Regions from separate parts of the Homo sapiens genome. Here region 2 is linked to region 1. The links are chromatin contacts, found by Hi-C or POLR2A ChIA-PET in ENCODE. All regions are on one chromosome and are shown on one strand. Each heading gives the region's core, a stretch centred on a gene start or an enhancer-like site at or near the end of the contact. The rest is flanking DNA. Distances are from core to core; before and after follow the strand shown.

The links. Hi-C counts contacts between places; a loop is a spot of excess contacts on that map. ChIA-PET counts read pairs that join two places held with the same protein, here RNA polymerase II (POLR2A). Pooled maps may share reads with other maps.
Region 2: a map of chondrocyte shows a loop between it and region 1 (2.1-fold over the local background). The contact joins the promoter of LINC01121 here to the enhancer-like site in region 1. A Hi-C loop is called at or near these places in 3 of 168 maps with a recorded cell type or tissue (ascending aorta, breast epithelium and chondrocyte) and 1 of 50 pooled maps. POLR2A ChIA-PET finds 5 or more read pairs at or near these places in 3 of 52 experiments (HEK293, MCF 10A and activated T-cell).

Annotation. Positions count from the first base shown.
Region 1 is chr2:45,167,350-45,171,939 of GRCh38, forward strand. No RefSeq gene overlaps it. Among named protein-coding and RNA genes, the nearest start is that of LINC01121, 85 kb to the right of the region's middle. RefSeq lists enhancers at 1,743-2,243, 3,109-3,738. Within about 2 kb of position 2,007, at least 8 of the 41 ENCODE cell types and tissues checked have a DNase peak (open chromatin) inside an H3K27ac peak, as active enhancers do; they include ascending aorta, where a contact is called at or near this core.
Region 2 is chr2:45,252,643-45,256,804 of GRCh38, forward strand. LINC01121 (long intergenic non-protein coding RNA 1121) reads right to left here and starts at 2,299. Exons shown (of 6, transcript NR_033831.1): 1 at 2,025-2,299. RefSeq lists an enhancer at 3,937-4,162.

The DNA of each region.
Region 1 (4,590 bases), core at 757-3,256:
TGGTATACAAGAAATTCTACTTACCTAAGACAAAATAACCATCTTAATGCAGCCCATTTTATGTGTTTTAGCAGAGATTTTAAAAGGCCACTAAGAGTTTTTGTCATTTAAGAAACCGTATACTCAGTTCCTTAATGTCTTCAGATGTTAATTTAAGTCTGTTCTGATCTTGTTTCCTACAGTTAGTCTTTTGTTCCAAAATGATTTTTTTAAAAAATGCTTGAGTAATTTTGTTAGTATTTGCCACTAGTCTAGAAAAATTAACTGAAATTCTTGCACTCCATTTTTAACCACTCCAATTCCCTATTAAATACACCTACAAATTAAATAAGGATACTGCTGCTCGATAATTTACCATTAAATGAGTGTAGAATATTTGACTGATTATTTTACTAATTTCTTATATGTGAAAATTCTTAAAATGGTGGAATCATTTGACTAATTGAATGCAAATATTAAATAATTTTTTTATTGATGACATGCATGCTGATAGGCACATCATTTGATGCATCAGCTAATGCCTTGTCAGGTTTGTATTCTCTTTTTTATCTGAGGCTGGGCACATGGGCATTTTAACTCAGGAAGTCTTACTTTCTCTGCCTTCCCTAAAATCAGTGCCTACATTTGACCCTGTGGAAAAACACAAAAGCGAGTAATTTAAATCAGCCCACACCTGCACCATCAGCCAGGCTATCCTTACAGAAACGCTTCGAACATCTTATTCCGGAGCACCTCAAGCGGCTGAAAAGAACAATTTATTCCCCGCTAAAGAACAAAATACTGACATTGAGTTTGTCTTCTTTGGGGTTGGAGGAAAGTTGAGATACTACTCATGAAAAGGCAGCTATGTTTGGCCCTGTGGTGATTTAGATTTACTATACAAACCAACAACTATTTTTGAATGATGGAATTAAGTATTTACACAAGGAGACTTAGCTCTTTAGCTTGGTTATGTCCTGCTGTTTATGTTACATGATCAGAAATCTTGTGAGTGCTGTTTTAGGTGATACATCACCAAGAATTCTTACATTAGGAAAGTAACCATATTATCTGAGATCGTTTGCTGTAGGGAAACCTGCAGCAAATTTTGCACTAGCTAAATTTGTTTAGCTAAATTTTGCACTTTACAAAATAATAGAAAAATTCATTCGACTCTCCCCTCAATGTATAGCATGGTCGTCTCATCACCTTGCAGTTTGTCTCATATGCTTGTGTTGAGCTCTTTTAACAGGACTTCCACCAATAAATTCAAGTTTTTATTCTTGTTTATAACCGGCATTTCCAGGTCCGGCCAGGTCCAAAAAAAAAAAAAAGGAATTGAGGGTTTGCATCGTTTTTCAATATAACTGGAAGCTGTTTTATCACTTTGTATTTTGAGAACCGCTCCCTTTCCCGCACACGCATTGCTGCCTCCTCTCGGGCTTGGTTAATGAGTCTGTGCGCCAAGCCAGGTCGCTCCGGGCAGTTCGCGCTTCCGCGCCTCGGCACTCGGATGACCGTGTCCTATTCGTCTCTCTCGTGAATGTCGCTGAAAAAAAATAAAAGTTTGTTCTAAGCCCGTGGCATTTCCGCGCGCAGATGGAAAGGCAAGTGGGAGAGGAGGGTGCAGGTGCGGGGCGGGCGCGGCGGCCCCTTCAGGCGCCGGGGGCTGGGCTGCCCCCGGCCGGGAGCAGCTCCGCTCCGCGCACGTGGCTGTGGGCGCTGCGGACGGGGGACGGCAGGCGGGGGACGGCAGGCGGGGAGTGGAGGGTGCAGTGCCCGCAGGTGCCGACGGCTTCCTCCCAGAGCCCTTCGCGCCGCGCCTTGCCTGGCTGGTGGCGCGGGGAAACCATGGCAGCATTGCGGCTCCGGCGGGCGGGCTCTGCGCGGGGCCCCACCGAGCTTTCCGGGAGCCTCTCCCGCAGCCGATGGGCATCTAGGGGCGCAGAACGAAGAGTGGGCGCCGAAACGGGTGTAGGCGCTGGAGGCCGACGGGGAGGCCCGGGGCGGTCAGGCTTCTCGGTAGAGAGGGCCGTGCACCTCGCGGCCTGCGGGCTAAGGCGGGGAGCCGCTCCTGCGGCGGCCGGGCGCGCGGACTGGAGGGAGGGAAGCGCCACGGACTGGGGAACCGGGGTGACGGGGAGACGGGGGGGCTGGTGGGGTGAGGTCGGCGGGCAGCAGCCAAGTGTTCTGCAGCTCCGAACCCCGCCACCCTCTGGGCGAACGGAATGGCACCCGCGGAGACGGGCGGGGACGGGCGAAAGCGGGTTTGCTCCGACCCGAAGCTGAGCCCGGGTTGGAGGGCGAGACCGTAGGCGAGAATGGCCGCGCGGGCTGGGAGACCCGGGCCGGTATGGAGTGAGTGGAGCCGCCCGAGGTAGGGTAGTTGGGGATGGTAGTTGTGAAGACAGTCGGAGTCTAGCTCCGGGCAGACGAAACACCGGGGCGCGCCAGGGTCCGTTTCCTCCTTCTCTCTGCTTTCCCACCAGCCCTGTAGATACGGAGCCAGCAGTCGGGCTAGAGCGGAGGCTGAGGGTCGCGGTTCCAAGGGCGGTCTCTCGCCCCGGGTCAGGCCCCACCCCGCGGTGGCGGTCGCGTGGCGCTGTCCTGGAGTTGAGCTGTCCCCGCGCCGCGGCCCGCACGCCCAGGACCGCACACCGCCGCCCGCAGGCAGAGACGCCTGCAACCTCGCCCTCTCGCCCGGCTCCCAGCTCGGGGCTGGGAACCGGAAAGGTGCATTTCCGTGTGGGGTGGGGGCGATTCCCGGCTGTCGGCGGTGGGGCTAGGCCTTGCGGCGGATGAGCCAGACCTTCCCGGCTTTCCAGCCAGCCGGGTTCGGGATTTCCCGACGGTCGGACGGGTGGAGGCGAGGATGGGCCGCTATCCCCCAGCCTCTTCAGGAAGAAGCCGTAGGGCCAAGGAAGGGATGGGTGACGGGGCTCACACCATTCCAGCGCTGCCCTCGAACTCGCGGGCCTCCGTTCCCTTTGCAGTCACTTGGTGTGCGCCCCAGTCCCGGGCAACATTACTGCCCGCGGGCGCCTTGTGTGCATGGCTGCTGCCTGCGGCGCACCGGCCTGAGCCTGGAGGGAGGTGCGGGGCGGGAGAGGCGGCCCTCCCTGGGTCTCCCCTGCCTGTCACATCTGCACTTATTTAAAGCTCGGCTGGTGGTCCGCGCTCTCTGGAATGCCAGTTGCGGGCCTGGCCTCCTACGGCATTTGCACTGATTAGCTAGCGGGTCATGGGGGAGATGAGGGGCTTAGGGGGGCAGACCGGAGGTTCACAGTATTCCGCCTGCCTCTGTCCCGCGTGCTAATCGGAGCCCAGTGATTCCCGCTGCACCAATGGCTGAGTGTGTTAGGGAGCAGAAAACCGAACTTGAAGGATGTTGGATGCGTCTGGGAACCGGCCATTGCCACTTAGTAGTATGTTGTGGGCCGGCGCGCACACATGACCCTAAATCTCTGCAGGCTCTAGCGCTGAAGCGGGCGGAGAAGGGGAACAAGTGCTGTGACCCCAAGTCCTAAAAGTTTGTACGCAGTGTCTGGGATATGCAGTATCCTTGATGCGAAACTCTTAAATGTTTGCTGGTGCAAGTCCATACAAAACGAGGTTGGCCTGCCTCGCTTAAAATACCGTACACAAAGCGTAAAAAAGGCACGGGCAATCCGCATCGAGGACGCCACCCCAAGCGCAAGAGGCCCGGTGCAAATTCATCGCTGAAAAACAAGCTGGGTTCTAATTTACTGTGACTCCCACGGGCGCAGGGGTTGGGAGGAGAAGCAAAGGGGGACATTTTTTTATTTTTGAAGCCTCAAAAAGTTCGATCTGATTTTGCATTTGCCTTTGGACTTGGTATAATTAAGGGTGAAAATAAGGCCCCTCTGTATTTCTATTCCCCTTTGCTTTTCTGCGGAGCTTTTACCTCAGAGGAAAGTTGTTTTAGTAATCTGGGAAAGAGAAACCATGTGCTGAGTCAGCAAAAACGCGGCACCAGGCCAGTTCAGCTCAATTATACTGCTGTGTGTAATGTACACACTCTATATGCCTTTGTGGAAATAATGAAAAATATATTAGAATTCTCATGGCATAGCAATGCCCACGAAGCCTGTTGGCAGTTGAGAGCCAGATTTCCGTGTCTTCTAATACAAGGAAACAGGTTCTGAACATGTCTTCTAACAAGCCTTAGATCCAAGGCCACTTAATGTGAGAGGACAAGAAAAATGCAGTTCTCAAAACAACACAAAATATTTTACTTTTTTTTCAAATGGTCGTGTTACAGAATGCTTAAATACTCCTTTCTGCTTGTGTTCTTCTGACAAGTGTTCAAGGTGGCTCCAACAGATGGAATCTTAATTTTTATTTTGCATCATTAAATGCATTTCTCAAAACTGATTCTTGAAAAGGTCTGAAAAGTCTCCTTGCAAGTCCCGTTAGAACCTTGACCATGCATTCTCATTTGTGTGGAAGGAATAAATGTTTTCAGAGTCACTTGGAATGAAACTCTCTTAAACTACTAAGCAATTATTTTTCGGAATAATTGCTTTTAACTGTCCAAGTGTTACCTGAATTTGCAGTATGTGAACATTTCAGCTGTTAAGCAACAGTCTA
Region 2 (4,162 bases), core at 1,049-3,548, 86 kb after region 1:
TGACTATTGGTAAAAGAGAATGTGGTTGAAATTGGCCCTACAATCCCTTGACGGAATTGTCTTTTCTTGTATTTCACAAAATAATTGGAAATAGAAAATTAAGAATATAATAGGAAAATAAAGAATATAATTATATATAAGAATATAATTCTTAACAGGAAAATTAAGAAAATAATAGTTGTTTACCCCATAGTACTCTCACCCTAAACCCAAATTGGCAGATGGGCAGTGTGCTAGGTGTCAGTTTCAGGATATTGTACCCAGCAATTAGGTTAAGAGCAGAAGTGGAACCAGTGGCTTAAAACCCACTTCTTCCAGGAAATTATAACCCCAACTCCACCGTGACCTCACCCCCACGCCGCATCTGCTTAGCTTGCCTGTCCCCTTCTGGGGGCCGTGTCCACTTGTCTAAGCCCTTTGTTGTACTGAATCACACCATATGATCCCAGCAACCTGGGGGGATCTTCTTTTTTAAAAATTACTCTTCAAACAGAACCCAGCCCTGACTCTGTTCTTGAAACCATGTCAAGAACAGTGTAACTGGGACCACTACTCCAAGTGGTAATTTATTGCCAAATGAGTTTCACTTGTTTTCATATTATAGTTCTACTGTTTAAAATTCCAGGACAACTTTCTTTTGTTATTTATTTAAACAAAATGCCTTGAGTGTTTTTTAAATCCCACAATGATTCATACAAAGCCACGGAGGTATAGACTGTTTGTCCCACGAAATTTACTGGGAAAAAGTTGACATGAATGATGTCACACACTTGACCATGTACACTGTACCCAATTATTTATCCAACAAACATTTATTGAGCACCTAATATGTTCCTGACATGATGTTAAGCACTAAGAAAACAGAAAAATAAGACTCTCGTCTGGCTCTATTAGTCTGAGTAGGGAAGGCAGATATGTGATCTATTATATTATATTGCATAAGATATATTAAGTACTCTAATAATAATAGCAGAAAATACTTAAATAGCACATGTCATGAATCAGGCATTGTTCTAAATGCTTTAACTTATACTGTTCACTCTTCAGAATAACCTTATGATATAGATTCTTTTATTATCCCCATTTTATCAGTGAGGAAGCTGAGGGACAGAGAGACTAAATGACCTGCCCAAGGCAAACCCCTAGTAAGTGGCAGAGCTGGGACTTCAACCCACATGGTCTAGCTCTAGAGTTCATTCTCTTCACCACCACACAGAGGAGATGGCAACTAATTTGTCCTGGGAAGTAGGAAATAGTCCTAGTGAAGAAGGAATGCTAACATGTTAAAGGAAAGGAGGAGTTCCCCCAAGAAAAGAAGAGAAATTTCCAGGTATAAGGATAAACTTGAAGGCGGGGAGTACCTGAGGACTGCTGAGAAAGCTGGCGAGGCTGTCAAGCTGGGGGTGTGATAGAGAGTGGGGAGTGAGCGGGAGAAGAAGCCCTGCGTAGATGACCATGAAGGCCAGGGTCCCATGTCGGGCCCATTTGAGGACAGCCGGCTTTCTCACATCCCCTGGTCCAAGACCTCACCTCTAATTAAGAGCCATGACCTCACAAACACCACGTTGGAATCTGGGAAAGAGAGATGGAAAATAATGGTCATAAAATCTGCATGTGTAGTTTCAGTTTTCAGAGTTCCTTAGCACACATTCTCTTAACTATACTTCATGTTTTACAGTTGAAAAAACAGACGAAAAAATAAACGTTACTCAGGAAATAAGTGCAGAGCCAGGCCTCGGACCCAGGTCTTCAGGTTCCTTAGCTAATGTCCTTTCCACTGTGACCAACAGAGTCCATCTCCATCACTGTACCCCCAAAAATCTCCAAGTGTCCATTCTGCTAGTTCTGGGCCCAGGAGACCATAGTCACACAGATAGGAAAGGACATTGAGAACACTGAGACTCCAGAGGAGGCAAATGTACCCATGGTGAAAATGACATTGGAGTGGGAACCAGGAAACTGAAACTTCAGTCTCATCATTATCACAAAATCACAATGTGACCCACAGGCCTTGGTGTCCTCACCTGTAAAAGAAGAATGCTCAGGATAATTTCCAAAGGGCCTGTCTCGGCCTATCTTTCCGCCTCCGTCACCGTCTACATGTAGCTTAATTAGTTTAGTCAACTGCTGTTTTTAGCCATCACTGAGTGTTCAGTTCCACTCAAAACAGAGCTGAGTTGACAGAACGTGCCATCAGAGCTGGAAGCTCAACATCCGGGACACAGCATCAGAGATGTCTGTATTCTAACCAAGTTCCTCTCTTCAGTTTAAGCTAACCTCGAAGGGCCCAGCATTTCCATGCCCCACTGTGGGGTCTGCTTTGTAGCCTGAAATGAGATATTTGTCTCCTTATTAATAACCTCACACTCTCTGAATGCATTTTAAAAGCTCACCCGGTTCAGCAACCTGTGGGCCTGTCTTTGTTATTGTTGGTTGGAGTCTTGCATACTTGACTTAAAAGTTAGCACCAAATGCAGCTTTATCTGATCAGGAAGGCATGAAATAGAAGGAATGGGTAAATTTCCTTTGCAAAGCAGACACCCCTGGATGTGTTTTTCATGCTAGAGATATGAATAAATGGCAGACGCTGGTTCTCACCAGGCAAAGTGAGTGCCAATGAGGTCACAGGGAGAGCAGTGAGCATGCAAAGATGACAACAAGGACTCCATCTACCTGACCCAAGGGAAGGGACAGAGGAGACCTAGGAGGTAACCAGGGCATAAGTAATTATCTCCAGTGACAGAAAGCCAGGGTTTGGTGAATGGTCAAGGTAAAGTGGAAAGGCAGGCCTTGAATTCAGGTCTCCTAACCCCTGGTCCTGTACCCCTTTCCTCTGCACATGCTGCTGCCAACACTTGGATCCAAACTTGCACTTCGTAAAGGCAGAGAATATTCTGCTCATTAATGTGAGCTCAGGGCTTGGCATACAAATTCAAGAAATTCTTGTTGAATTTCTTGAACTCTAGCTTGACTAAGGAGAGAGGCTGATCTTTATTAATTTGCTGAAGTAGGAACATAAAAAAGTTAAAACCCTTACAGTGCCTGCAGTGCCATATATGAATCTGGCCCCTGTGATCTCTCTGACCTCACCCCCCTCTACTTCCCTCATTGCTCACTTCCCTCTAGCCACTCCGGCTATCTTGTTGTTCCTTAAACATGCCAGACATACTCGTGCCTTGGGGTCTTTGCACTGGCTGTTCCCTCTCCCTGGAATGACGTTTCCTGGATACCCTCATGGCTAATTTCCTCTTTTCCCTCAAGTTTATGTTCAAACCTTACCTTCTGTATAAGGCCTGCTCCAAACACCCTCCTTGAACATGTAACCCACCCCCGACTTCAGTATTTTCCTTCACTCTTAGGCCGCTCTGTTTTTTCTATGGCATTTTTTTGCTTTCTGTATGCGGTTTTTATTTTTTATGATTGCTATTTATTATCTGTTCATACCTATTGGAATGCAAGTTCTATGATGGCAGGGATTTTTTAATTCATTGATGTACCCTACAGGCCTAGAATAGTGTCTGATATGTAGTAGACTCTCAATAAACGTTACTGAATGAATGGTCTGCAAAGTTACAACATAATTTTATTTCATATAGAAGTTTTCTTTCTGGTCTATCCAAGTGCGAATAAGCTAAACTGTGATAGAACCAAGACTGTCTTTGGTGCTATGGGGTTGTCAGGGAGCAGGGACTCTGTTGCCTTTGTCCAGGGCAGAAGGAACAGCTGTGGCCTGAGTCACTGATCTTTTCCCCCTGGGCCTGGGCCCTTTAACTCTAAATAAGGCTCCTGCAAACAGAAATAGAGAGGCAGATGGAAAAAAAAAAAAAAAAAGAATCACCCAACATGGTTAGATGTTCAGGGCGGCTCTCACATCTCAGGAGCAGTAAGGAATAGCACTGAGCATTCTATACACAGCAATTCCAGATGCTAAGGAAGGGACATGATGTAGCCCCAGGTCTACAAATGCAGCAGCGCAGGAGCCAGGACGGGGCCTCAGGAGCAGTCTGATGCAACAGATATTCAGTTCACTGGGCATGGCTTCTTCTAGTCCTCGGCCAAGTGGACTCTGAGCAGTGGGATAGGGATGTGGGGGGAGGTGGTGGGGGAAGAGAGGGTTGCCCAGAAGTTGTGGAATCTCAGCAAGGATGCCAAGCCAGAGGCT